2 separate regions of the Homo sapiens genome follow, and region 2 is linked to region 1. Evidence: chromatin loops called from intact Hi-C (ENCODE). Cell type or tissue: heart left ventricle. All regions are shown on one strand. Links, peaks and the distances in the headings refer to the core of each region. The heading gives the core; the rest is flanking DNA.

The links. Hi-C counts contacts between places; a loop is a spot of excess contacts. Peaks named below come from ENCODE experiments on the same cell type or tissue, not always from the same donor. Only the 100,000 strongest peaks of a DNase experiment are listed, where the experiment ranks them.
Region 2: it touches region 1 in a loop (3-fold over the local background); 35 of 110 quality-filtered maps call a loop at or near these places.

Annotation. Positions count from the first base shown.
Region 1 is chr17:38,976,830-38,992,102 of GRCh38, reverse strand. No RefSeq gene overlaps it. Among named protein-coding and RNA genes, the nearest start is that of FBXO47, 17 kb to the right of the region's middle. In heart left ventricle, for the core only: a CTCF peak has its summit at 8,794 (motif pointing left); no DNase peak of the experiment used is centred there; H3K4me3 peaks cover 559 bases; H3K27ac peaks cover 2,427 bases.
Region 2 is chr17:39,048,406-39,063,678 of GRCh38, reverse strand. PLXDC1 (plexin domain containing 1) reads left to right here. Exons shown (of 14, transcript NM_020405.5): 14 at 1-366. It also overlaps the pseudogene LRRC37A11P and the pseudogene RDM1P5. Among named protein-coding and RNA genes, the nearest start is that of LINC02079, 29 kb to the right of the region's middle. RefSeq lists a silencer at 6,579-6,818. In heart left ventricle, for the core only: no CTCF peak of the experiment used is centred there; a DNase peak (open chromatin) is centred at 6,678; H3K4me3 peaks cover 1,700 bases; H3K27ac peaks cover 1,924 bases.

The DNA.
Region 1 (15,273 bases), core at 3,989-11,988:
ACCCTCCATATTCTCACACTGCTGTAAAGAACTACCTGAGGCCAGGCGAGGTGGCTCATGCCTGCAATCCCAGCACTTTGGGAGGCCGAGGCAGATGGATCACCTGAGGCCAGGAGTTCGTGACCAGCCTGACCAACATGGTGAAACCCCGTCTCTACTGAAAATACAAAATTAGCCAGGCATGGTGGTGCATGCCTATAATTCCAGCTACTCAGGAGGCTAAGGCAAGAGAATCGCTTGAACCCAGGAGGCGGAGGTTGCAGTGAGGTGAGATTGCACCACTGCACTCCAGCCTGGGCAACAAGAGCAAAACTCCGTCTCAAAAAAAAAAAAAAAAAAAAAAAAAGAACTACCTGAGACTGGATAATGTATTTTTAAAAAGAGGTTTAAGTGACTCACAGTTCCACAGGCTATATAGGAAGCATGGCTGGGAGGCCTAAGGAAACTTACAGTCATGGCAGAAGGCCAAGGGGAAGCAACCACCTCTTACTGCAGCGGAGCAGGAGAGAGAGAGCAAGCGGGGAGGTGCCACACGCTTTTAAACCATCAGATCTTGTGAGAACTCACTCACTATCACAAGAACAGCAAGGAGGAAATCCACCTCCATGATCCAATCACCTACTACCAGGCCACTCTTCCAATTCCACAGATTTGCGTAGGGACAAAAATGCAAACTGTATCGGGGGGTCTTGCAAAAATATTGTGAAAATGCAATATTCAATAAAGAAGCAAGCTACAAGAGTATATATACTGTGTGGTTCCACTGAAAAAATTTATGAGACAAAATTAAATAATAAACAGGTTAGAGATACTCTATAGGAGGTAAAAATTATTTTTAGAATGATTATGGTACTGCATAAAGACAGAAAAATAGACCAATAGAATAGAATAGAGCCCAGAAAAAACCCTTGCATATTTAGTCAAACGACTTTCAACAAGGATGCCACGGCCTTTCAGTGGGGGAAAGGACAGTCTTTTCAACAAATGGTGTTGGGAAAAACTGGACATCCACATGCAAAAAAAATGAAGTTGGACCCTTACCTTACTATGTACAAAAATTAATTAAAAATGAGTCAAGGCCGGGCGCGGTGGCTCATGCCTATAATCCCAGCACTTTGGGAGGCCGAGGTGGGCAGATCACGAGGTCAGGAGTTCCAGACCAGCCAGACCAACATGGTAAAACCCCGTCTCTACTAAAAATACAAAAATTAGCCGGGCGTGGTGGCGTGCGACTATAATCCCAGCTACTCAGGAGGCTGAGGCAGAAGAATCGCTTAAACCAGGGAGGCAGAGGTTGCAGTGAGCCAAGATTGCGCCACTGCACTCCAGCCTGGACGACAGAGCAAGACTCTGTCTCAAAAAAATAATAATAAAATAAAATAAAAATAAAAAATAAAAAAAAGTGAGTCAAAGAACTAAAGATCTTAGAAGACGGGAAAACTTTGTAACATCAGATTTGGAAATGATTTCTTGGATATGACACCAAAACACAAACAACAACTACAAAAAAATAGATAAGCTAGATTTTGCCAAAATTAAGCAACTTTTGTGCATCAGAAGACACTATCAAGGCTAGGTGTGGTGGCTCACGTCTGTACTCCCAGCACTTTTAGGAGGCTGGAGCAGGCGGATCACTTGAGCCCAGGAGTTCAAGACCAGCCTGGGCAACATGATGAAACCCCATCTCTACTAAAAACACAAAAATTGCCCGAGTGTGGTGGTATGTGCCTATAGTCCCAGCTGCTTGGGAGGCTGAGGTGGGACGATCACCTGAGCCTGGGAGGTTGAGGCTGCAGTGAGACGTGATTATGCCTCCGCCCTCCAGCCTGGGTGACAGAGCAAGACCCTGTCTCAAAAAAACAAAAATGCAAACAACCCCAAAACACTAACAACAAAGTGAAAAGGCAACCCTTGGAATGGGAGAAAATATTAGCAAATCATTTCTTTAATAAGGAATTGATATCTGGAATAGATAAAGAATTTTACAACACAACAACAAAAAAGCAAACAACCTGAAGACTTGAATAGACATTTCTCCAAAGAAGATATACAACTGAAAAATAAGCACATAAAAAGATGCTGGCCGGGCGCGGTGGCTCACACCTGTAATCCCAGCACTTTGGGAAGCCGAGGCAGGCGGATCACGAGGTCAGGAGATTGAGACCATCCTGGCTAAAACGATGAAACCCTGTCTCTACTAAAAAAAAAAACAAAAAATTAGCCGGGCGTGGTGGCGGGCGCCTGTAGTCCCAGCAACTCGGGAGGCTGAGGCAGGAGAATGGCGTGAACCCGGGAGGCAGAGCTTGCAGTGAGCCGAGATCGTGCCAGTGCACTCCAGCCTGGGGGACAGAGCAAGACTCCGTCTCAAAAAAAAAAAAAGATGCTCAGCCGGGCGCAGCGTCTCACGCCTGTAATGCTAGCACTTTGGGAGGCTGAGCTGGGGGGATCACCTGAGGTCAGGAGTTCAAGACCAGCCTGGCCAACATAGTGAAACCCTGTCTCTACTAAAAATACAAAAATTAGCTGGGCATGGCAGCGGGCTTGCTTCTTGGGAGGCTGAGGCAAGAGAATCGCTTGAACCTGGGAGGTGGAGATTGCAGTGAGCTGAGATCATGCCATTGCCACTCAGCCTGGGCAACAAGAGCAAAACTCTGTCTCAAAGAAAAAAGATGTTCTCAACATCACTTATCATTAGGGAAATACAAATCAAAACCATAATGATAATTAAAACAAAGCATCACCAAAAACATGAAAAAGAAAGAAAAAAATGAGCTATCACTTCACACCCATTAGGATGCCATTGTCAAGAAAACAGAAAATAACAAGTTGTTACTGAAGATGTGGAGAAATTGGAACACTTGCACATTGGTGGTAAGAATGTAAAATGGTGCAGCCAGTGTGGCAATTTTTCAAAACATTAAACATAGGGCCGGGCGCAGTGGCTCATGACTGTAATCCCAGCACTTTGGGAGGCCGAGGTGGGCAGATCACCTGAGGTCAGGAGTTTGAGACCAGCCTGGCCAACATGGTGAAACCCCGTCTCTACTAAATACAAAAACTTAGCCGGGCATGGTAGCACATGCCTGTAATCCCAGCTACTTGGGAGGCTGAGGCAGGAGAATCACTTGAACCCAGGAGGTGGAGATTGCAATGAGCTGAGATTGCACCATTGCACTCCAGCCTGGGCAACAAGAGTGAAAATTCCGCCTCAAAAAGAAAAAGGAAAAAAAAAAGAAAGTAAAATGATGCAGCCATGTGGCAGTTTTTCAAAAAATTAAACATAGGGCCAGGCGCTGTGGCTCACACCTGTAATCCCAGCACTTTGGGAGGCCAAGGCAGGCGGATCACCTGAGGTCAGGAGTTTGAGACCAGCCTGGTCAACGTGGTGAAACCCTGTCTCTACTAAAAATACAAAAAAAATAAAAATAAAAATTAGCCGGGCGTGGTGGCGGGCGCCTGTAGTCCCAGCAACTCGGGAGGCTGAGGCAGGAGAATGGCGTGAACCCGGGAGGCAGAGTTTGCAGTGAGCCGAGATCATGCCAGTGCACTCCAGCCTGGGCAACAAGAATGAAACTCCATCTCAAATTAAAAAAAAAAAATTAGACATAGAATTATCACATCATCCAGTAATTCCTCTTCTGGGTATATACCCAAAAGACGTGAAAGCAAGGACTCTAATGGTATTTGGACATCCATGTTCATAGCACAATTATTCATAATAACCAAGAGATAGAAACAACCTATGTCCATCAACAGATGAATGGATAAACAAAATGTGGGTGTACCTACAATAGAATATTATTTAGCCTTTAAATGGAAGAAAATTCTGACACATACTACAACATGGATGAACCTTGACAACTTTACAGTAAGTGAAATAAGCCAGTCACAAAAGGACAAATATTGAATGATTCTACCTATATGAGGTAGCTGGAGCAGTCAAAATCACAGAGACAGAAAGTAGAATGGGTGGTGCCAGGGACTGGGGAGAGGCAGGATTGGGTAGTTATTGTTTGATGGATACAGTGTCTCATTTGGGGAAGATGAAAAAGTTCTGGAGATGGATGGTAGTCATAGTTGCACAGCAATGTGAATGGACTTAATGCCACAGAACTGTACACTTAAAAATGGTTGGCCGGGTGCGGTGGCTCATGCCTGTAATCCCAGCACTTTGGGAGGCTGAGGTGGGCAGATCACAAGGTCAGGAGATCAAGACCATCCTGGCCAACATGGTGAAACCCCGTCTCTACTAAAAATACAAAAATTAGCCAGGCTTGGTGGCGCATGCCTGTAATCCCAGCTACTCGGGAGGCTGAGGCAGGAGAATTGCTTGAACCCGGGAGGCGGAGGCTGCAGTGAGCCGAGATTGCGACACTGCACTCCAGCCTGGGCAACACAGCAAGACTCCGTCTCACAAAAAAAAAAAAAAAAAAAAAGTGGTTAAAATGTTAACTTTCATGTTGTGTATATTTTACACTATAAAAAGTGGTTAGTACAATTCCAGATAGTATTCTTCTCTCGGAAGAAGAAAGGAGATGCAATTGGAGAAGTGGCACATGGGCTCCCTGAACGTGACAATGTTCTCTTGCTTGACTGGCAAAAGATTCATGTGTGTTCATTTTATTGTTTTTTTTAATTACTTTTTTTAATTTTTTTTTTGAGATGGGAGTCTCCCTAGTCTCACTTGGTCACCCAGGCTGGAGTGCAGTGGCACAATCTGTGCTCACTGCAACCTCCGCCTCCTGAGTTCAAGCGATTCTCCCGCCTCAGCCTCCGGAGTAGCTGGGACTATAGGCGTGCCACCACCACACCCGGCTAATTTTTGTATTTTTAGTAGAGACGGGGTTTCACCATGTTGGCCAGGCTGGTCTTGAAATCCTGACCTCAGAGGATCCACCCATCTTGGCCTCCTGAAATGCTGAGATTACAGGCATGAGCCACTGCGCCCGACCCTTTATTTTATTTTTGATATAGGGTTTCCCTCTGTGGCCCAGGCTGGAGGGCAGTGGAATGGTCATAACTCACTGCAGCTTTGACTTCCTGGGCTCAAGCTGTTCTCTCACCTTAGCACCCTAAGTTGCTGGGACCATAGGCACATACCACTGCCAGGCTAATTTTTTTTTTTTTTTTTCAGTAGAGACGAGGTCTTGCTATGTTGCCCAGGCTGGTTTCAAACTCCTAAGCTCAAGCGATCTTCTTGCCTCAGCCTCCCAGTGTGCTGGGATTACAGGCATAAGCCACCACACCCAGCCTTAAATCATTTTTTTCATGCGTGATTTTCTTTTTTTTTAATGGAGTCTCGCTCTATTGCCCAGGCTGAAGTGCAGTGGTGCGATCTCAGCTCACTGCAACCTCCACCTCCCAGGTTCAAGCTATTCTCCCGCCTCAGCTTCCCAAGTAGTTGGGATTACAGGTGTGCACCACCACGCCTAGCTAATTTTGTGTTTTTAGTAGAGACAGGGTTTCACCATGTTGGTCAGGCTGGTCTCGTACTCCTGATCTCAGGTGGTCCATTCGCCTTGGCCTCCCAAAGTGCTGGGATTACAGGCGTGAACCACTGCGCCCAGCCAACATGCATGATTTTGTATGCATGCTATATTTCTGTTAAAATTTTAAGCACTTATATACATATAAATATTAGGAATACAAACACATGTGGTAAAACTATAATTAAAAACAAAGGAATTTAAAAACATGAATTCAGGATAATGGTTACCTCCAAGGAGAGAAAGAAGGGAGGGGACCTAGGAGGGAATCCCAGTGGACTTCAAAGTTCACAATGATGTTGTTCCTCACGTTTCTTACATGAGTGGTGGGGAATACATAAGGGTCCATTGTATCATGATTCTTTATTACTTTATATATTTTGCAAATATTATTTTGATCTCTTCAATATTTAATAATTTTTTTTGAGACAAGGTCTCACTCTGTCACCCAGGCTGGAGTGCAGTGGCGTGAACGTGGCTCACTCTAGCCTCAACCTCCCAGGCTCACGTGATCCTCCCACCTCAGCCTCCCAGGTAGCTGGGACTACAGGTGGGTGCCACCATGCCTAGTTCATTTTTTACATTTTTTGGTAACATTTTTGGTTTCATCATGTTACCCAGGCTGGTCTCAAACTCCTGGGCTCAAGTGATCCTCCCATGTCAGCCTATCAAAGTGCTGGGATTATAGGTATGAGCCACCACACCTGGCCATAAATGTAATTTTAAAAGACATTCCTAACAATATAGTTTTTTTGTTGTTGTTTAAGTTTGGGCTTTATTTGTAAATCTGGCTCAGTGTCAACACCAAGGCCATCTACTTGATTGGACTTGTCTAGACTGCTTCTTTTCCTAATGCCTTTGTGGTGCTGTGTGATGACCATAACCCTCAGAAAAAATACTTGTGATGGACAATTTCAATACATAGTAAACTATCATTCTTCTTTATGCAAGTGGCTAAAAGGAGAAAATGGCCCTTTTCGGGGTAAAGTTTTACTGAGGCTCCTCAGGTACCTCGAAGGGTACAAACCGGGCCACTATGTCCTTTGGCTGCGTGCAGCCCATTAGCTTCCTCGGCCATTTTCCAACGTTAACAAAGGAACAATACCTAAAATACAGCCTCAGGACAGACGTGGTGCCTCACTCCCATAATCCCAGCACTTTGGGAGGCCAAGGAGGGCGGATCACTTGAGGCCAGGAGTTCAACACCACCCTCACCGACATGGTGAAACCCTGTCTCTACAAAAAACACAAAAATTAGCCGGGTGTGGGGATGCATGCCTGTAATTCCAGCTACTCGGGAGGCTGAAGCAGGAGAATCACCTGAACCTGGGAGGCAGAAGTTGCAGTGAGCTGAGATCATATCACTGTACTCCAGCCTGGGTGATGGAACAAGACTCCGTCTCAAAAAATAAATAAATAAAATAAATAAAATACAGCCACATAAGTAGCCTGTCATGTTTGATAATAAAAACATTTTTCTAGGATAAAGTACCAAGTATCTCTACTATTACATCAGAAAGTATGTACAGCTTATTATAATGGGAGTCCAGAGAGCTGCTTAGCTGAGCCCCCATTGTCACAAAGGGTCATCAAATTCAAACTTTGACGTCATCTCCAAATGAGAGCACAACAGTCTCAAAAATGAGCAAGAATGAAGATATCCCTACAACTTTATGTTGTTGCTTTGAAAAAAAAAAAAAAGAAGAAATGAAGATATTCATTATACAGCCTTAAGCATATGTCCCAATACCAGCCCACACACTTTCTTTAGTGCCCTGTGAATTAATATTTCATATGTCCTATTATTACCTTATGACTGGCACAGTTATATTGCAATGTATTCCTTGGTTTGGAATTCTAACTTATTAAACATAAATTTTTTTAATGTAACACAAATTTTATAACACTGCTTTGGTGTTTCTTCGTTTTGTAATATGAGCTTTTAAAATTTTGGGTTGGTTGTCTTTGACTTTGTAATGAAAAAAAATTGACAGATTGACAGAGCACGGTGGCTCACACCTATAATCCCAACACTTTGGGAGGCTAGGGTGGGCAGATGACCTGAGGACAGGAGTTCAAGACCAGCTTGGCCAATATAGTAAAACCCTGTCTCTACTAAAAAATACAAAAAATTAGCCAGGTGTGGTGGCAGGTGCCTGTAATCCCAGCTACTCAGGAGGCTGAGGCAGGAGAATTGCTTGAACCTGGGAGGCAGAGGTTGCAGTGAGCCAAGATTATACCACTGAACTCCAGCCTGGGTAACAGAGGGAGACTCAGTCTCAAAAAAAAAAAAAAAAAAAAAGGTGGAGAGAGGGGAAGTTCTGGAAATATCCCAAAGCTTTTTCTATCATAACTTAATATTATATTTTTATGTCTAATTAAATTTGCAGCCAGGTACAGTGGCTCACATCTGTAATCCGAGCACTTTGGGAGGCTGAGGCAGGAGGATTGCTTGAGCCTATAAGATTGAGGCTGCAGTGAGCCATGATTTGTGCCACTGTACTCCAGCCTGAGTGACAGAGCAAGACCCTGTCTCCAAAAATAAAAATAATTTTGCTTACACTGAGCATAATATGCATAGTGAAATCTGCATAGTGTGACATATTTCAAGGAATTTATTTATTTATTTATTTATGACAGGGTCTTGCTATATTTCCCAGGTTTTAATTTGCAGTGTATTCACAGGCACAATTATGTGCACTATAGCCTAGAACTCCTGGGCTCAAGCCATCCTCCTTTTTCAGCCTCCTGAGTTGCTGGGTCTAGACTACAGGTGCATGCCATTGCTCCCAGCTCTCAAGGAATTTATTTCTTTTCTTTTTTTTTTGAGACAGAGCGTTGCTCTTCCACCCAGGCTGGAGTGCAATGGCTGATCTTGGCTCACTGCAACCTCCGCCTCCTAGGTTCAAGTGATTCTCCTGCCTCAGCCTCTTGAGTAGCTAGGATTACAGGCGTGCGCCACCACGCCTGGCTAATTCTTGTGTTTTTAGTAGAGATGGGGTTTCACCATGTTAGCCAGGCTGGTCTCAAACTCCTAAACTCAGGTGATCTGCCCACCCGGGCCTCCCGAAGTGCTGGGATTACAGGCGTGTGCCACCATGCTCGGCCTCAGGGAATTTATTTCAATGAAGAATTTTGCCTAAGAAACTCAGGTAATCTCTTTGGAACTCAGCTTTCTCATCTGTAAAATGAGAGTGTTCTGTGTCAGCTAAAGTGCTTTCCAGTTTTCTGCCTTTAGGATATCCCCCCGCTTCATTTGAAAAATCATATTGTCGTATACAGCTTTCTGCTGCCACCTTCTGGGAGAATTGCAGCACACATTTCTCCTTGAAAATGAGCTCTTCAGTAACAGTAATGAGCTCTTCGATACTGTGGCTTGTTTACTTAGTAATTTCAGTCAACTAATAAGAATTATAGTTTTCTGGGTTTTCCAAGTTTCAGTGTTTTTGATTTTTAAAAAATTCCACATGAGTCAAGCCTGAACTTTGACCATCTGGAAATTAATTTTTTAGCAGTTTTTCCCACATGGGAGTATTTTTCATACTTGTCTAGTGCTTTGCAGTGACTGACTTGCCAATTCTATTCACACAGAATTTGCTTCAATAAGTGTCTTTGGTGATGCACTCATGAGGTCTGATAAGAAGTATTTAATAGAACATAAGAAGTATTTAATAGGACAGAAAAAATATTTTATTTAAATTATCCTTTTTTTTTTTTTTTTTTTTTTTTTTGAGTAGGAGTTTTGCTCTATTTCCCAGGCTGGAGTGCAGTGGCACGATCTTGGCTCACTGCAACCTCCGCCTCCCGGGTTCAAGTGATTTTCCTGCCTCAGCCCTCCGGAGTAGCTGGGACTACAGGCGCCCACCACCACACCCAGCTAATTTTTGTTTTATTTTGTTTTGTTTTTGTTTTTTGAGATGGAGTCTCGCTCTGGTCACCTAGGCTGGAGTGCTGTGGCGCGATCTCAGCTCACTGCAGCCTCTGCCTTCGGAGTTCAAGCGATTCTTCTGCCTCAGCCTCCCGAGTAGCTGGGATTACAGGCACGTGCCACCACACCCAGCTAATTTTTGTATTTTTAGTAGAGACTGGGTTTCACCATGATGACCAGGCTGGTCTCAAACTTCTGACTTCAAGTGATCCACCTGCCTCGGCCTCCCAAAGTGCTGGGATTACAGGCGTGCGCCAATGCACCCAGCCGTTCTATAGGTTTTGACAAATGTATAATGACATGTATCATAGAGTTCCTTTATAGTATCATACGGAGCATTTTCACTGCCCTAAAAATCCTCTATCTCCCCCTAACCAATCCCTGGCAATCATTGATCTTTTCACTGTCTCCACAGTTTTGCCTTTTCCAGAATGTCACGTAGTTGGAGTCATACAGTATGTAGCCTTTTCGGATTGGCTTCTTTCACTTAGTAACATGCATTTAAGTTTCCTCCATGTCTTTTCATAGCTTGATAACTCATTTTTTTTTAGCACTGAATAATATTCCATTGTCTGAATGCACCACAGTTTATTTGTCCATTCACTTCCTGAAGGACATCTTGGTTGCTTCCAAGTTTTGGCAATTATGAATAGAACTGCTATAAACATCTGTATGCAGGTTTTTGTGTAGATAAGTTTTCAACTGATTTGGGTAAATACTAAGTAGTATGACTTCTGGGTCATATGGTAAGAGTATATTTAGTTTTGTAAGAAACTGACAAACTAAGCTGGGGATGGTGGCATTTCCTGTAGTCCCAGCTACTTGGAAGGCTGAAGTGGGAGGATCACTTGAGCCCAGGAGTTCCAGGCTGCAGTGAGCTATACTCGCACCACTGCACTCCAGCCTGGTCAACAGAGCAAAATGCTGTCTCAAAAAAAAAAAATGAGCTCAGGAGTTCAAGAGTTCGAGAGCAGCCTGGGAAACATGGCCAAATCTCATCTCTACAAAAAATTTTTCAAAAAAGAAAAGAAAGAAAAAACAAACTACCTAACTGTCTTCCAGAGTGTCTGTACCATTTTGCATTCCCACCAGCAATGAATGAGGGTTCCTGTTGCTCCACATCCTTCAGCATTTAGTGTTGTCAGTGTATCACATTGTAGTTTAAATTTGCAGGCAGGCGCCATGGCTCACACCTGTAATCCCAGCTGTCTGGGAGGCTGAGGCAGATGGATCACTTGAGGTCAGAAGTTTGAGACCAGCCTGGTCAACATGGTGAAACCCCATCTCTACTAAAAATACAAAAATTAGCCGAGCGTGATGGTGGCGGTCGCCTATAATCCCAGCTACTCAGAAGGCTGAGGCAGGAGAATTGCTTGAACCCAGGAGGCAGAGGTTGCAGTGAGCCGAGATCGCGCCACCGCACTCCAGCCTGGGTGACAGAGCAAGACTCTGTCTCAAAAAAATACAAAACAAAACAAAAACTAACATGGGGCAGTGCACTTCTTTTGAAAGAAGTCAGGAAAAGATTTTGGGAAAATGAGGTAATGCTTACTCACGGCTGTGCTATTTGTCCCTCTGTCTCTTAATTTCCCAGACAAAACTATTAACTGGCTTAGATATCTGAATACACTTATTTATTGCCGTCTTTCAGTTTATAATGACACCCACTTAAAAATATCCAAAACTACTTTCCAACCCTTCTCTATCTCTTCCATTTGTGGTAAAATAATATACAACAGTGCATATTTTAAATATTTTTTCTAACGACACAAATAACATAGGCTGGGATAGAGATAGCTTAGAAAACCCAGAAATGCATAAAAGAAAAAAGAACTTGAACCTCCCTTAATCTTGCAGTGCAAAAATAACTACTGCTGACATATTAATAGTGTCACCATCCTTTCCAGTCTCTTATATACTTATATGTACATTTCCCTCATAAAATAGGATAATACAGCACATATGATTTTATAGTTGACTTTTTAAGATAGCACTTTCCCAGACAAAATTTGACATGATCCAGATGTAATTACACAAACTGGCTTCATGCCAGGATACTGGGGTGGAAAACCTTGGGAAAGGCTTTTACCTCCTTGGGCCTTGGTGCCCTTGTCTGAAAAATGAGGAATTTTTTTCCAACCCTAAAAACCATTCCTCTGCCAAAGCATGTTTTTGGATGAAATCTTGTCACCATGTCACATTCTCATGTGAGACGGCCCCAAGTGCCACATAGCCTTAGTTTGTACATTCTTTTATTTTTGGTTAGTATATATTTTTTTCTTTTCTTTTCTTGTTCTTTTTTTTTTTTTTTTTTGAAACAGGGTCTTGCTCTGCACGGTGTTGTGATCATAGCTCACTGCAGCCTTGACCCCCAAGCTCAAACAATCCTCCAGCCTCAGCCACCCAAGTAGCTGGGACTATAGGTGCGCACCACCACACCTAGCTAATTTTTGTAGAGATGGAGTTTCACCATGTTGCCCAGGCTGGTCTCTGAACTCCTGGACTCAAGTGATCTGCCCGCCTCCCAAATATACTGCTGGGCACTGTGGCTCATGCCTGTAATCCCAGCAGTACATTTTTTCTAACTACCCCATGCAAATCACTTGAATATGCCTTATTATGTTTGCTAGCAACTTTTATGATTCACCTGACTAGTCTTTAAAAATAACGAGTAAAAAGAAAATATTCTGCTGGGTGTGGTGGCTCATGCCTGTAATCCCAGCACTTTGGGAGGGTGAGGCAGGTGGATCACTTGAGGTCTGGAGTTCGAGACCAGCCTGGCCAACATGGTGAAACCCTGTCTGTACTAAAAATACAAAAATTAGCTGGGCATGGTGGCGCACACCTGTAGTCCCAGCTACTCAGGAGGCTGAGAAAGGAGAATCCTTGAACCCGGGAGGTGGAGGTTGCAGTGAGCCGAGATCGTGCCATTGCACTCCAACCTGGCTGGCAGAGTGAAACTCCGTCTCAAAAAAAAAAAAAGAAAGAAAAAAAAATCCGTCTTTTTAATAAAAACAAGGAGGACAGGCCGGCTGCAGTGGCTCACGCCTGTAATCCCAGGACTTTGGGAGGCCAAGGCAGGCGGATCACGAGGCCAGAAGACCGAGACCATCCTGGCTAACATGGTGAAACCCCATCTCTACTAAAAATACAAAAAATTAGCTGGGCGTGGTGGCGGGCGCCTGTAGTCCCAGCTACTCGGGAGGCTGAGGCAGGAGAATGGCGTGAACCTGGGAGGCTGAGTTTGCAGTGAGCCAAGATCGTGCCACTGCACTCCAGCCTGGGCAACAGAGTGAGACTCCATCCTCCGTCTCAAAAAAAAAAAAAACAAAAAAAACCAAGGAGGACAAAAGGGAAGTTAAAAACCCATCAATTGTTCAGCTTTACTCTTAGTATTTAAATAAGTAAATAAACGAAAGTATAGGATGAAGTCACTATATTTCAATTCAATTCAATTTAAACAAGTATAATTTTGTAGGAAAAAGAGATAACAAACTTAGGGACCAAAGTAAAGCAACATCAATAAAAGATGAGAAATATCTCAGGATGGAATAAGGTTTGGAAACTTGAAGCAAGTCAAGCTAGAAAGGAAACTACTTTGTCTAAAGAAGGGAAGTTAGAAGTAGATTTAATTGTTTTCAATTATATAAAAGACATAAGTCAATTATGTTTCTTCTCTATCAAGAACAACAGGAAATTGGTTTAGGTTGTTGTTAGATTAATGTAGACATTAAAAGGCTATTGATTAAGGAATGGGAAACAGAAGGTAAAATGTATGAAAAATGAAAAATGTGCTTACCTTTTACAGGGACTGCTGTCATACCCTGATATCTGCTCCTCCCTTCTTTTTTTTTTTTTTGTTTGGCACACAGTCTCACTCTGTTGCCCAGTCTGGAGTACGATGGCACAATCTCTGCGCACTGCAACCTCCACCTCCCAGGCTCACGCAATTCTGCCTCAGCCTCCCAAGTAGCTGGGATTATGGGTGCTCACCACCATGGCCAGCTAATTTTTGTATTTTTAGTAGAGACGGGGTTTCACCATGTTGGCCAGGCTGGTCTCAAACTCCTGACTTCAAATGATCCACCTGCCTTGGCCTCCCAAAGTGCTGGATTACAGGTGTGAGCCTCTGTGCCCTGCTCCTGTCTTCCTATATAATAGTAGAATCCGCTATTTTTTAGCTGGGCACAGGGCCTTCCAAAATATTTTCCCATTGGTAGTGACCATGTGACTAAGTTCTGGTCTTTGAAGTATATGTGTGTAGGGGTCCCTTCTTCCCCACTTCCTGCCGGCTGAGATGTGCACATGATGGCTTGAGCTTAAGCAGCCACCTTGGGCCATGAGGTGGAAGCCACAGGTTGAGGATGCGGCTCAACAAGATAGAAGGAGCCTGGGTTTCAGATGATTGTGGAGCTGTCACACCACTCCTGACTGCTTATCCGAGGACTTTATGTGAGAAAAATAAGCTTCTATCTTGTTTAAAGTACTGTAATCTGGGATTTTCTGTCACTTGCCTATGATAATTTTAAGCAACATATTCTTTTTCCTTTTAATATTTGGTTTATTAGACTTACACATTAAAATCCAAGTTTTCCCTTATGCTTCCAAATTCAGGTTAAAAATCTTAATATTCTATTTATGAATCTAATAAATTTTAACAACCACGTTTAGTGGACTTTGAGCCTATTTAGACCTATTTACAATCACATCTCCAAATATTTTAAATTGTATTTGTCTAAAAACTGCATTTTTTTTGTTTGTTTTTGAGACAGGGTCTCACTCTGTCACCCAGGCTAGAGTGCAGTGACATGATCATGGCTCACTGCAACCTCTGCTTCCTGGACTTAAGTAATCCTCCCACCTCAGCCTCCCCAATAGCTGGGACCACAGGCACATGCCATCATGCCTGGCTAAATTTTTGTATCCTTTGTGGAGATGATTTTTTTTTCAAATATATATATGTGTGTGTGTGTGTGTGTGTGTATATATATATATATATACACACACACACACACACACATATATATACACACACATATATACACATATATATACACACATATATGTATATATATACACATATATATACACACATATATGTATATATATACACATATATATACACACATATATGTATATATATACACATATATACACACATATATGTATATATATACACACATATATGTATATATATATACACATATATATACACACATATATGTATATATATACACATATATATGTATATATATATATTTTTTTTTAATTGAGACAGAGTCTCTCTACATTGCCCAGGGTGGTCTCAAACTCCTGGGCTCAAGAGATCTTCCCTCCTCAGCCTCCCAAAGTGCTGGGACTACAGGCATGAGCCAATGAGACCAGACTTTTTTTTTTTTTTTTTTTGAGACAGGTTCTCACTCTGTCACCCAGGCTGGAGAGTGCCGTGGAGCAATCTAAGCTCACTGCAGCCTCCACCTCCTGGCCTCAAGCCATTCTCTCACATCAACCTCCTGAATAGCTGGGACTACAGGCACGTGGTAATTTTTTTTTGGAGATGGAGTTTTGCTCTTGTTGCCCAGGCTAGAGTGCAATGGTGCCATCTCAGCTCACCGCAATCTCCACCTCCTGGGTTCAAGCGATTCTCCTGTCTCAGCCTCCCGAGTAGCTGGGATTACAGGCGTGCACCACCAGGACCGACTAATATTTTTTAATCTTTTGTAGAGACAGGGGTCTCACCACATTGCCCAAGCTGGTCTCAAACTCCTGGACTCAAGTGATCCACCTGCCTCATCCTCCCAAAGTGCTAGGGTTACAGGTGTGAGCCACTGCACCAGCCAAAACTGCATTTTTATATGT
Region 2 (15,273 bases), core at 3,611-11,610, 72 kb before region 1:
GTGTTTAGTGTAAACTCTCTGCATGGATTCTCAGTGTTAATAATAAAAGGAAGCATTCTTTTACAACTCCTGCTGTGTGCAAAAGAAAGTGCAAAGGATTTGGAGTGGCATTCCGAAGATCACCACACATACCTTGGTTCTGATGGCTGCTGAACTCCGACTTCTTCGCTGAGACATGACTGTGGGAACAGCCTCCAGCTATCTGCTCATCAGAGGTGCTTTCCTCAACCTCCTGCACCACCTCCAAGAGAAACAGCCTAAAAAGAAACCCCAGCTGTTTACTTATATTGGTCTGTAAATCCCTGGAAGTAAACCCCATGCATTTTTATCTACTGTCTGAGGACATACAATAAATCTGAGAAAGTCTATGCTGTCACATTTCTGGATGCTTTGCATTTGAACAACTTTAGCGGCCTCATTGTGTTTTTATTACTTTGTGGTTTTGCTCACAAAACATGGTTTAGCGAGCCAAAACAAAGAGAGGAAAAATGTGAACACCTCACAGCCAAAATCAGTGATGCCACATTTCAGGCTCCAAACAAGCCAATTTATAAATAAACATGCTGTGTTCGCCAAATCAAGAGGAATGTGTTAAGAGAAGACAACGTGAACTGATGGAGAAGGTGCTGAGCTGGACGGGGAGTGGGAAGGTGGGAGCTTGGCCTCAGCCCTGCCCCTGAGTAGCTGGGTGATGTGGACAAGTCACTGGACTTCTCTGGGCTGGCTTCCACCCCTGTGAAATAGGAGGTACTAGACTAACTGGTCTAAAGTGGGACCTGAGCAATCAGCTGCCTGGTCCTTTTTCAGGTCACACAGCAACTTAGACCAAAGCATGCCTTTCTCTTTCATTATCCCGATAGGGTGACCAAATTGTTCTATCCAGGACTCTCCTGGTTCTAACACACAAAGTCCTGCATCCCAGGAATCTCCTCAATCCTGGGCACATTGGAATGTTATAGAACCAAACCAGGTCTTCTCACCTGGCGCAATAACACCAGATGTCCACACTGAGACTTTGCAGCAATAGAGAAAGGAAGGCATTTGTTTGCAGGACTCCAAGCAAGGAGAATTGGGTGGCTTATGCTTAAGATATGAACTCTTGATGGCTTGCAGGTAAGGTTTTTTTGTTGTTTTTTTTTTTTTTGAGAGAGTCTCACTCACTCTGTTGCCCAGGCTGGAGTGCAGTGGTGCGATCTCAGCTCACTGCAACCTCTGCCTCCTGGGTTCAAGTGATTCTCCTGCCTCAGCTTCCTGAGTAGCTGGGACTACAGGCATGCACCATCACGTGCAGCTAATTTTTGTATTTTTAGTAGAGACGGGGTTTCACTATGTTGACCAGGCTGGTCTCAAACTCCTGGCCTCAAGTGATCTGCCCACCTCGGCCTCCCGAAGTGCTAGGATTATAGGCATGAGCCGCTGTGCCCAGCCACAGGTAAGGATTTTAAAAGGCAGGGGTAAATTTCAGGAAAGCAGATGTTACAGGTAAAATCATAAATCAATATATGGAAGCTATACGTTGGTTTGACCTAAAAAGGCAGGACGTCTCAAAGCAGGACCCACAAGTCATAAGGTGGGTTCAAAGATTTTCTGATTTGCGATTGGTTCAGGAGGCGAAGCTTTGTCTAGACATGTGGGATCAGCAGAAAAGAATGTTAGCTCTGGCTCATGGGCAATGGCCTCCTCCAGGTCCCTCAGGAAGAAATTTAGAACAACGAACTATAGTCAGAGTCAGTCCTCAGCACCCGTTTATCTGAGGTCTACATGCCAGCGGATCCCTTTTGGAGGGGTCTGGGCTTCTGAAAAACAACTCAGGGACATACGTTAAGATGTTATCTTTAGTTTGTAGAGAGGGGAACCAAACATCTCCTGGCTCTAACTTCCTCAGCTATTGTTTTAGACTACTATTACCTTCCTGCTTACCAAGTTGCTGATTTACTTCTCAGGGCTAGCTAGGATTTCCCTGAAGGAACTCAAGATTTTCCTTTATCCCCATGTGTGGGTGTCCCCAGCTCCCTCGCCATGTTTGGTCCCCTCTACCCTTGGCACAGCCCTCCCACCCCATTGGCTGAAGAAATAATGATTTCAAGCACCTGGAAAGCACTTTAGAATATAGAACCTTGCTAGTTAAAGTCTGGTCCAGGGCCAGGCACAGTGGCTCATGCCTGTAATCCCACCACTTTGGGAAGCTGAGGTGGGAGGACTATTTGAGCCCAGGAGTTTGAGACCAGCCTGGGAAACACAGGGAGACATTTTCTCTCAAAACAAAACAAAAACAAAAACAAAAACAAAACAAAAAAAATTAGCTGGGCACAGTGGTACATGCCCTGTGGTCCGAACTACTCGGGAGGCTTGGGCCCAGGAGTTCCAAGCTTCATTGAGCCATGATCACGCTACTGCCCTCTAGCCTGGGGGACAGAGCAAGACCCTGCTTTAAAAAAATGTAAATCTGTATAATAAAGTGTGGTCCAGGCCAGGTACAGTGGCTCATACCTGTAATCCTGCTCTCTGGGAGGCCAAGATGGGAGGATGGCTTGAGGCCAGGAGTTCAAAACCAGCATGAGCAACACAGCGAGACCTTGTCTCTACAAAAATAAATAAATAAATAAATAAAATAATAAAGTGTGGTCCAGCCAGGCAGCATTAGCATTCCCTGGGGTTAGCTGGAAATGCAGCACTCAGGCCCCCCAACCCCAGAACTACTGAGTCCGAATCTGCATTTGAGCAGCTCCTTAGGTGACTCCTGTGAAGGGCATGAAAGTTTGAGATGCACCATTTAGGAAGCAATTCTACCTACATGATCGCAGCCTGTTGGAGAAGCACTGTTTTTCCTTTCCCAGATGAGGAAACTGAGGCTCAGGGAGGTGGCTTACTTATTTATTCACTTGATCCACATTCATTAAACGCCTGTGTGCCAGGCACCATTAAGTGACTTGCACAAGGTCACACAGCTAGTAAGTAGAGAAAAACCCCAAGTGCAGATTTTTGGATTCCCATCTGAGGTTGTTCTCTGTGTACCTCAGGGTGTTGCCAGAACCACATGGCCACAGTTTAATATAGAAGCAGATTATGGATTATGACAGACAGACTGCTCCAGGCCTGTAGAGATCCTCGAAGAGATGCCTAGTGATGACTTCAGATCCTCGCTCTTGGCTCACGAAACTGTGAGCTTACCATCTATTTATTTGCACAGTCCCAGGAGCTTGAGAATGTCCTAGTTGTTGCTGCCTCCTTCTCATCCCGCTGCTCACACTAGCGACCCTCCCACATGAAGAATTAGAAGTACTCCTCACAAGCCTTACAGAGCACCAGGCGATGCCTCCATCTAATTTATCTTCTTGGATGGAGGACAATGGATTACTTCCTTCGCCAAGATGGGGCCAGAGGTGCAGGGAGGAAGGAAGAGGGGTAGAATCTTTACTTCAACTGTGAAATCCAGAGAGAAATTTTGTGGGGAATGATTTTTCTGATGTTCATAAAACATTTTTACATTTGGTCCCTAGAGATAGCTAAATTATGCCTACAGTTTTCCACAAAGCTAAAAGCACTGAAAAAAAAATCACCTGAATATGGGCCAATAAAATTTCATCATACCTTCCCAGAGTCTTGGGTTAGAACCTTCCCTTCCAGCTTGTCTTTCCCCTTTTTCAGTCTCTCCCCCTCAAAGTTTGTGTGGTTTTGTTTCTTTGTGTTTTGAGACAGGGTCTTGCTCTGTTGCCCAGACTGGAGTGCCGTAGCATGATCTCGGCTCACTGCAGCCTTTGCCTCCTGGGTTCAAGCGATTCTCCTGCCTCAGCCTCCTGAGTAGCTGGGACCACAGGTGTGTGCCACCATGCACGGCTAATTTGTGTGTATTTGTGTGTGTGTGTGTGTGTGTGTTTGAGATGGAGTTTCGCTCTTGTTGCTCAGGCTGGAGTGCAGTGGCGTGACCTCGGCTCACTGCAACCTCCACCTCCCGGGTTCAAGCGATTCTCCTGCCTCACCATCCCGAGTAGCGGGGATTATAGACATGCACCACCACGCCCAGCTAATTTTGTATTTTTAGTAGAGATGGGGTTTCTCCACGTTGGTCAGGCTGGTCTCGAACTCCCGACCTCAGGTGATCCGCCCTACTTGGCCTTCCAAAGTGCTGGGATTACAGGCATGAGCCACTGCACCCAGTCAATTTTTGTATTTGTAGTAGAGACAGGGTTTCTCCAGGTTGGCCAGGCTGGTCTTGAACTCCTGGCCTCAAGTGATACGACCACCTCAGCCTCCCAAAGTGCTGGGATTACAGGCATGAGCCATTGTGCCCGGCCTTAGATCCCATTTTTAATTAAGAGATGAAGATGCTGCTCTCAGCAAACCTGTGCACTGACTCTGCTCTCCTAAGGAACATTAAGCAATTCCAAGAGCCCCTCCTCAAGGCCAAAAGGGCAGCCTCCTGTAGGGCCTACCTTCCCGTTCTCAGAGCCTCCCTTTTCTCTCTCTTTTTTTTTCTTTCTTTTTTTTTTAGAGACAGGGTCTCAGTCTGTTGTCCAGGATTCAGTTCAGCGATGCAATCATGGCTCACTGCAGCCTTGAATTCCTGGGCTAAAGTGATCCTCCCACCTCCGCCTTCCAAGTAGCTGGGACTACAGGTGGGAACCATCATGCCTGGCTAATTATTTTATTTTTTGTAGAGATGGGGTCTTGTTTTTCTGCCTAGGCTGATCTTGAACTCCTGGGCTCAAGCAATCCTCCCATCTCAGCCTCCCAAAGTGTTGGGATTATAGGTGTGAGCCACCACGCCCGGATGGAGCATCCCCTCTCTACAGCTGCTGACACCCCTCTCTGTTCCCTGGGGCTCTTCTCCCCCAGGCCCATTACAGACTGAGCAGAATCCTCCCAGCTGTGCTCACTCTTCCCTCTGCCTCTGTAGACAAGCACTTAGCCCTCTTTAGCCGTGAAGAAGGAGCCACAACTAACAAAATTAGGCAGAGGTAAACATTACTTAAAACCAAAGGTCCTGGTCTACTGACTTTTGGACTCTGGGATGGTACTGCTGGTGGTGCTGCCGGCAGCTCACATTTACTGGGTGTTTCCTATGTTCCAAGCACATTTTAGGAGATTTACTTGTATCGTCATCTATGGGGTGGGTGCTGTTGCTACCTCTACCCTACACAGGAGGCCACTGAGGCACAGCGCAATAGGGAACTGTATGTTTTTGTATTTTTAGTACAGATAGAGTTTTGCCATATTGCCAAGGCTGCTCTCGAACTCCTGGTCTCAAGTGACCCGTCCGACTCAGTCTCCCAAACTGCTGGGATTACAGGCATGAGCCACCGTGCCCAGCCTGATCTTTAAATTTTTTCTGTAGAGATGGGGTCTCACTATGTTGCCCAAGCTGAGATTTCTTAAAAAGGGACAGCATAAAATGACATGGGGTTTAGCATCAGTAGGTTTGAGTTCAACCTTAAGCTTCCATAATTCTTGTCAGGAACCTTAAGCAAGTCAATTAACCACCCTGAGTTTGAGTTTCTTAATCTAAAAAAACCAGAGAACTGGAAGATTAGTGTGGCAATGCATCTGAAAATATTCTGTAAACCAGAGTGCTGGACAAATGCTAATCTATTATTGAATTCAGCACTTCATTTCAGCGGAGCTAGGAATTCCATATTTGGAGCCACCTTGACAGGAGATGTCTGAAAAAGCTGCTTCCGGTGGCATGCCTTTTGGGCTCCGTGGACAGCCATTGCTGAATAAAACTTAATGACGCCATAGAAACCAGAATGGGCCACTGCAGCATTTGGGAAGACCCGGACTGAATACAAAAGGTCAAACTGGGAAAATGCTGTGAACAGTGAAAGCTGTGGGGGTGGTCCTACGCCAAATAAGCGCATGAAATCTCACGCCCAGAAAACAAAACCGCCCATGCCTTCATATTCCCCAAACGCTTCTTCGAGAAGGATGCAATTCAAAACACTTCCCACTTAACCAACAAGTTTTCTTCTTAAGATCCTAAACTTGAAGAAGTCCTAGAAGGTAAAATGTGCTGACTGGAGAGGTACCTCTCCGGGACTCTAAAAATCTGTTTGGGGTAGCTGTCTGCTGGGGTCCCCTCTAGAATTAAGAGTCCTTCAGCGGGCCAGGCGCGGTGGCTCACGCCTGTAATCCCAGCACTTTGGGAAGCCACGGCGGGCGGATCACCTGAGGTCAGGAGTTCGAGACCAGCCTGGCCAACAAGGTGAAACCCCCGCCTCTACTAAAATACAAAATTAGCCAGGTGTGGTGGCGGGCACCTGTAATCCCAGCTACTCCGGAGGCCGAGTCAGGAGAATCGCTTGAACCCGGGAGGCGGATGCTGCAGTGGGCAGAGATCGCGCCACTGCACTACAGCCTGGGCAACAGAGCAACAGTGTGTCTCAAAAAAAAAAAAAAAAAAAAAAAAGAGTCCTTCAGCAGAGGCTGAGGCAGGTGAGGTGCTGAAGCAGGACTCTGGAACTCCCAGTTAGCAGGTGGGCGGCTTTCTCCATCCCTCCCTCCACCCTGGCCCAGGCTCACATGCAAAGCGTCGGCCGTGGGTCCAGAGCTCAGCTCCCACACTAGCAAGGTTTTGTCACTCTTGGTGGGAACCGCAAAAGGTAGCAGATCCGCCAGCCTCCCTTCGCTGAGCCTGCGCGGCTAAGGCTCGCGCAGTACTGCGCCTGCGCAAGGCACGCCCACGCTTTTTTTAAAAAAAGAGGCGCAGGCGAGGGGAGGGGCGGCGCCCGGATCGCTCCCTCGCCCCTCCTACCTGGGGCCGGCCTCTGAGCCTGTTCCTGTCCTCCAGCCACACCGCCACGATCCCTGAGTTTAGAACTTCCATTCAAGTGCATGTTTAGGGTACAGTCCCAAAATGGCCTGACAGCATGAAAGGGTAGGGACATATTTATAGCAGCCAGTTTCATCTTCACTCCTGCTGGAGATTAGGGTACTAAGTATTAGCACTACCTACTGAGCTTGTGGGAAATAACCATGAAAGATGCAATCTTTTGACTTAAGAGGTTTTTTTTTAAGGAGTTTAACATATTCAAATAAAAGTATAACTCACTAAGCTATTAACAGTCTAGCATGAAATCCTTAAAAAGAATTTCCTAGTTGTCCTACGTGATTCTGGGGAATTGTGTACGTGAACTTGTGGAGGTCAGATGATGTGGGAGATGGGAGGTTTGAATGAGAAGTAGAGATCAATTTTGAAAAAAAAAAAAAAATTCAAAGAATAGGTCCAAATTGGAGCTGATAGTGTCTGAGAGGGGTAGGTGTCATAATCAGCTACGTGGTAGAGCAGTGTAATCACCTGATGGGTTCATTGTACCCACTGCCCAGAAAAGCCGATTTACTGAGACAGCATTATTGAAATAGAGAAAGAGTTTAATAAGCACAGAACTAGCTAAATAGAAGACTGGAGTTTTATTATTACTCAAATCAGCCTCCCTGAAAATTTGGAAGCTAGGGTTTTTTAAGGATAGTTTGGCAGGCTGGGGGCTAGGGAGTGGGAAATGCTGATTGGTTGGGTCAAGGATGAAATCATAGGGTGTCAAAACTTGTGTTCTTGTGCTGAGTGAATTCCTGGTTGGGGGCCACAAGACCAGATGAGCCAGTTTGCCAATCTGAGTGGTCCCAGCTGGTCCATCAGAATACAGGGTCTGAAAAATACCTAGAACGCCAATCTTAGGTTTTTTTTTTTTTTTTTTTTGAGACGGAGTGTTGCTCTGTTGCCCAGGCTGGAGTGCAGTGGCGCAATCTTGGCTCACTGCAAGCTCCGCCTCCCGGGTTCAGCCATTCTCCTGCCTCAGCCTCCCCAGCAGCTGGGACTACAGGCACACACCACCACGCCCGGCTAATTTTTGTATTTTTAGTAGAGACGGGGTTTCTCTGTGTTAGCCAGGATGGTCTCGATCTCCTGAACTTGTGATCCACCCGCCTCGGCCTCCCAAAGTGCTGGGATTACAGGCATGAGCCACCGCGCCCGGCCCTTAGGTTTTACAATAGTAATATTGAAAGGAGTTAGTTAGCTTGCCTTAGGTAGATAACAAGGGAAGGGTCCCCAGAGAGCTCCCGGCCCACAGGTCAGTGCCTCATCCCCACACAACAGAAAAAGCAGCCTGGGAAAACATTCAAGCTGCAGGCACCCATAAGGGAACAGGCACAGGGTGTTGTGCCTGGAGACATGCCCACGGCTGCACAGATAGAAAAACCTCAGGTCCATTTGGATAAAAACTTCAACAAACTTCCATCTCACTCACATAAAGGAACAAGACCTGGCATAGAAATGTCTTTGTCCTTTGTATAGTCAGCGGCCTCCCAGGACAAAGTTTCTTCTCCTTTTGTGGGCGTGGCTACAGTGGGCTCCAGTGGGTTCCAGTGGACACTCTACTTTCCTTTTTGGACTATAAGTTTGGCCTCTGTGAATTATCACTTCAGCCCTTGATAGGTCCGGGGCCAAGCTTTCACTTCAGCTCCTGATAGGTCCTGGGCCAAGCTAAGCAGCATCTAGGAATCATCATTTCAGCTCGTGATTGGTCCTGGGCCAAGCTAAGCAGCATCTAGGAATCATCATTTCAGCTCCTGAGTGGTCCTGGGGCAACTAACCACATTCCTTCCCCTTCCCAGTCTTTAAAAACCCTGGACATCAGCCTCATAGGGGCACCCGTGTGGGACTCCCTTTCTGCTGGCAGAGAGCTTTCTTCTTTCGCTTATTAAACTTTCACTCTAACCTCACCTTTGTGTCTGCTCTCCTTAATTGTCTTGGAGGTAGGACAAAGAACTCTGGGGCGCATTATCTCAGACAAGGAGCGACTGTTAAATCTTGGTGCATTGCTGAGACTATAACAATGTTATGGGGTTTTTTTTGTTTTGTTTTGTTTTGTTTTTAGACAGTCTCCCTCTGTTGCCCAGGCAGTGGCGCAATCTTGGCTCACTGCAACCTCCGTCTCCTGGGTTCAAGCGATTCTCCCCCGTCAGCCTCCTAAGTAGGTGGGGTAACAGGTGCCTGCCACCACACCCGGCTAATTTTTGTATTTTTAGTAGAGACAGGGTTTCACCATGTTGGCAAGGCTGGTCTTGAACTCCTGACCTTAAGTGATCCACCCCCCTCCTCCCAAAGTGCTGGAATTACAGGCATGAGCCACTGTGCCCAGCCTACAACAATGTTATCTATAGGAGCAATTGGGTAGGTTTGAAATCTTGTGGCCTCTGGTTACATAATTCCTGAGCTATAATATCTAATCTTGTGGCTAATTTGTTAGTCTTACAAGGGACGTCTGATTCCCAAGCAAGGAGGTGATTTGTTTTAGGAAGGGATTATCATCTTTGTTTCAAAGTTAAACAATAAACTAAATTCCTCCCATAGTCAGCTTGGCCTGTGCCCAGGAATGAGCAAGGGCAGTTTGGAGGTTAGAAGCAAGATGGAGTCAGTTAGGTCGGAATTGTCATAATTTTTGTAAAGGCAGTTTCAGTAACACAAGAGGGAAAGTGGGTCCTACTGCTCTTTACTTTAATCCTAGAATGTCAAAGCCAGATGAGACCCTGCAGGACAAGTCTCTTGTGGTTTCTAAATAATGGTCCTCAGACCCATGCTGTGATGAAGTTTCCACCCCTACTCTACAAAATGAGGACAATATGGAAAATATAATTAGGTTTTTAATAATTTCATAAAATAAAATAGATTCCACTCCATTCTCCTACAAGTATGACCTCCCTTTATAAAAAGATGCTGATAAATAGAGGATAGTTGGATAAATATAGTTGCTTTAATGCTCTTACTTGGATATTATAATTAAAAATTTAAAATCTCAGGTTTAATTTTTTTTACACTTTATGACCTGTGAAAAACAAAAGTCTAGGAACCACTGAATAGTCAAATCTCTCCTTTTATGGTAGAAGCTGTTAAGGCTCAGAGGTAGAGAAACGAGGGGTCCAAGATAAAACCCCAGCTTGGTCAGACACTACTGATGGTGGCTTTATGCTGGATATTCCTTCAACTGTCGCTGTTCTGCCTTTGCCTTTTCTTTAAACATGTTCTACTCCACATCAGCACCCTCCAAGCAAACCAGATCCTGTTCAGAGAAGCCTTTTTTTAAATCATCTAGATCCTAGCCTATTCTCCCAAATTACCCCCAAATCATTGTCATCTGCTACTATTTCTCCATCCCATCACTACTTTCTCCACCCCAACACCAGACCCTTAGCCTCACCCATTGCCTACTTCTGAGCTTTCTGTTTTACTTCAAAAATTGTTCTTCGGAGGAATTTTTGGACGCCAATACTGTTTCAAAGCAATAAATACGGATTTTATTATACATTTAATAATCTCTTGTAATGTTTGTGGATGTCTCTGCTTCTCCACCTAGATTATGAACACCTCAAGAAAAATAGTTCTATCTTCCTTCTCGTACCTAGTACACTCCTACTGTCTTATGTACTCAAATATACATAGAATTAGTAATGAATAAATTGACACATTCTTTGCAGAGTGAATGCTTTAATATTTAAAAAAAAAATAGAGATTTGTTTATTGTGGTCCTCTTGGTTTGCAAATGACCAACAGGAACCAGGGGACTGGGTCCAGATGGGAGCAAGGAGGAAGCCAAGAAAACCATTTATTCCTGGGGCTCTGGTCAGTTTTACTTGTAAATGGGAAGGGAAGAAAATAACATGAAGTGGAGGCAATAGGAAGAAGAAATGAAGAATCCCTGAGTGAGAACAGGAGTCTTGGACTGACTCCGTGGTGCACACACACCCTGTTTCATCTCGGGCAGCATCCTGTCAGCCAGTAGGAGAGTGGCCGGCCCGAATAGTGCAACCTCCATTCTACCCTGTGGAGAAAAAAGACATGGTTCTTGCCTCACACTCAGTAACTTCTCCACACACGTGACCCAGTTCTTGCTGAGTCTCCCATATAGAGCAATGCCCAGAACCCCCTTCATTGCTAGCCCTCTGGCCTTTCCTCCACTGGCCTTCACATAGAATAATAATCTCCAATCTCATCCAGGTCACTGCAAATGCTGTCAATTCATTCCTTTTTAAGGCTGTGTAGTATTCCATTATATACATATACCACAGTTTCTTTATCCACTCGTTGATTGATGGGCATTTGGGTTAGTTCCATGATTTTGCAATTGTGAATTGTGCTGCTATAAACATGTGTGTGCAAGTATCTTTTTCAAATAATGACTTCTTTTCCTCTGGGTAGATACCCAGTAGTGGGATTGCTGGATCAAACGGTAGTTCTACTTTTAGTTCTTTAAGGAATCTCCACACTGTTTTTCTTAGTGGATATACTAGTTTACATTCCCACTAGCAGTGTAGAAATGTTCCCTGATCACCGCACCACGCCAACATCTGTTTTTCGATTTTTTTTTATTATGGCCATTCTTACAGGAGCAAGGTGGTATCACACTGTGGTTTTGATTTACATCTCCCTGATCATTAGTGATGTTGAGCATTTTTTCATGTTTGTTGGCCATTTGTCTATCTTCTTTTGAGAATTGTCTATTCATGTCCTTAGCCCACTTTTTGATGGGTTTTTTTTTTATCTTACTTTGTTTGAATTCATTGTAGATTCTGGATATTAGTCCTTTGTCAGATGTATAGATTGTAAAGACTGAAAATCTGGGGCTATTTCTGTCACTGAGGGAAGGTATGTCCTTCCCCTAAACTAGGTGTATGCTGCTGAGGGGGCAGAGGCCTGAATTCTTCCATCCACCGCCTTCAGGTGTCAGGCGGTTTCTGCTTGGACAAGATGGCTACCCTGGTGGGCTTGTTTCCTCTCTGGTCTCTTGTTCTGTCTCACTCCACAGTGGCCTGAGCTTGGGGCCATTCTTTTGCTTTTCTCATCCTCCTACCCCCAGAGCTAACAGATTCAGCAAATAAAATTTACAAGATCCCCTGTTAAATTAGAATTTCAGGCAAACAACAACTGACTACCCCACACTAACTCAGGAGGGTCGCTCAGAGATAGGTGTCGCTGAGCCTCGGGAAGCAGGAAGCTCCATCCTTGCCCATTAAGCCCCCTCTCGGGGTCCCCTCAAGGAAGACAGTGGCTCCAGAAGGTGTGTTCGCATCCCCTTTCACAGCCTACCTCTCTCCCATCCCTCTCTGACCCCGGGTTCCAGCTGGCCCAGGAATTTCTGGGAGGACCAGTAGAACAAGGCCATCTGCAGTAGGAGCCTCCTCTTCCTCGCCACCTACGCTTCAGCCCTGTCTAACTAATAGCTCTCCGTGTTCTAAAGAAGGCGGGAGTGCCGGGCCACCCCAGCCTTCTGGAACCCTAGTTCTGTAACATCATCCATCTCCTGGAAATACACTGGTTTTAACCATGCAAATTGGCCAAACGTCAGGCAGAAATAGCAGCTGGGCCTGGAAGGACAGGTGACATCTGTGAGGAAAATGGCCAGGCGGGACAGAGTGGAGAGCACTGACTCTTCCCTTCCTGTCTGAGAACAGCACTGCCTTTGGGGGAACTCCTTCCCTCATGGGGCTTTAGCGGGGGCTGCCAGTCCCAGGGCCCTGTCCCCCGCCACTCCCCCCATAGGCATAGGAATGCTTGTGTGCCAGTCACTACATTTGGAAGTGGAAGCAAGTAAAGCTGCTCAGCTTCTCACAGGAAGCCTGTGGGTGCTGGGCCAGAGTACACAACCCATCTGAGGCGCTAAGCCTCCGTGAAGAGGGAGTAGAGGCTGGATGGGATTCTAGTCCCACGGTTCACCCTTTCTGGGACCCAAACACACCCTTCCCCTTCCTTCAATTCTGAGGTTCAAGAAATGTCCCTACTCACAGAACAGGTTTGAATTGGGTTTCTGTCACTTGCAGCCAAAGGAGACCTGCCTGTTATGGTTGGCATCGGGTCAACCATCTGTGAAATGGATGACCTGACAACCTGTCTCCTCCCAGTGAAGGCCACAACATCCCAACATCATTAGTTACCAAAGAAGTCTGGGACGAATTTCTACCAACTGTAGCAAAAAAGGGGCAAGACAGAAGAAATTTTGTTACTGACAGACCACTCTTCCCTCTGGAACAGGGCGGCAGGATCTGACAGAAAGAAAGGACAAGGGGCTTCTAAGCTGGCAGTGCTGCCCTGTGCCCCTCCAGACTTCTCTTCCCAGCAGGGCAGTAGCACATGGCACCCTGGGATAGGAAGCCTGCAGGGGTTGTGGGGAGGCTGAACATCCTGGGGGCACCACTTTATGAGGAACCATTTGTGGCCAAAAATCTTCAGGGGCCTCAGATGACCTGAATGAACTCGTCTCTGGAGAGTGAGAGTCCCAGGCAGAAGGAGAGGTTTCCATAGCCCAGGACCACATGCTGGAAATTGGTTTCTGCAGCATTCAAAGGGGTACCAGAGGGACCCTCCACCCCAGCCCCACAGCTGGGAAAAACATGAGCCCTGGGTAGATTCCTACCTATTCAAAGAACTGGAAAACCCAAGCTGGGGCCTATGAGTCAAGTCTGGACGTGCAGCTCAGGGCAAGAGGACAGATGGATGCCACAGGCCATCTGTCTCAATATTTGCAAATTATAAATTAAACTAAAAGGCTGTTAAATAAAGTACATTCTATTCTGATCCTCTGACAAATATTCCTTTAAAATTATTTATTTTTATTTTTTAGACGGACTTTTGCTCTTGTTGCCCAGGCTGGAGTGTAACGGCACATCTCGCCTCACTGAAACCTCTGCTTCCCAGGTTCAAGAGATTCTCCTGCCTCAGCCTCCCAAGTAGCTGGGATTACAGGCGCCCGCCACCACGCCTGGCTAATTTTTTGTATTTTTAGTAGAGATGGGGTTTTGCAATGTCAGCAAGGCTGGTCTCAAACTCCTGGCCTCAAGCGATCCTCCTACCTTGGCCTCCCAAAGGGCTGGGATCATAGGTGTGAGCTACCACATCCAACTGGAGCTGACTTTTAAACTGTATTTAATTTGTATTAATTTAAATTTAAATTTATTTTTTGGGACAGGGCCTTACTCTGTTGCCCAGGCTGGAGTGCAATAGTGCAATCATAGCTCACTGCCACCTTGACCTCCTGGGCTCAAGCTAGTCTCACACCTCAGCTTCCTGAGTTGCTGGGACTACAGATGCACACCATCATGTTTGGTTACTTTTTTTTTTTTTTTTTTTGAGAGACAGAGTCTTGCTCTGTCACTCAGGCTGGAGTGCAGCAGCACTATCTCAGCTCACTGCAAACTCTGCCTCTCAGGTTCAGGCGATTCTACCTCAGCTTCCCAAGTAGCTGAGACTACAGGCGTGCATCACCATGCCTGGCTAATTTTTGTATTTTTTAGTAGAGACAGGGTTTCACTATATGTTGGCAGGCTAGTCTCAAACTCCTGACCTCAGGTGATCCACCTGCCTCGGCCTCCCAAAGTACTGGGATTACAGGCACAAGCCACTGTGCCTGGCCAATTATTACATTTTTAAATTTTTTTGTAGAAAAATGGTTTCACTATGTTGCCCAGGCTGTGGCCTCAAGTTATCCTCCCACCTTGGCCTCCCAAAGTGCTGGGATTACAGGCATAAGCCACCCTGCCTGGCCTAAATTTATACATAAGTAGCCATATGTGGCTAGTGGCTACTGTATCGGACCACACAATTCTGTACAGCTAATGCACAGCACACAGTAGCATACTATACACGCCCTCCTACATCTTGCTTTACTCCCTTAACAGCACCTATGTATTCTGGAGACAGATTGCCCCAGTCTGCCCCCCACCTTTATTTTTTTTTGAGATGGAGTTTTGCTCTTGTTGCCTAGGCTGGAGTGCAGTGGCGCTATCTCGGCTCACTGCAACTTCCGCCTCCCGGGTTCAAGCAATTCTCCTACCTCAGCCTCCCAAGTAGCTGGGATTACAGGTGCCTGCCACTATACCCAACTAATTTTTGTATTTTTAGCAAAGACAGGGTTTCTCCATGTTGGTCAGGCTGGTCTCGAACTCCCAACCTCAGGTGATCTGTCCACCTTGGCCTCCCAAAGTGCTGGGATTACAAGCGTGAGCCACCTCACCTGGCCTAGTCTGCCTCATTTTTAAAAACTGCTGCATAATATCCTCTTGTAATCTACAAAGGCAATCCCTCACCCAGCCTGGAGAGCAATGGGTCATCATGTTTTTACAACAAGCTCTAAAATCTTCCACATATACCGTAACCAAGACACTTCGAAACAACCCTAGGTTCGTCACACCTCCACTTTTGTCGGCCTGAGCCTGAGATAGTTTGACATTGAATAGTCAATTTTAGGGGCTGGGGGAGATAATTTACCATGAATCACTGCTCTAAAA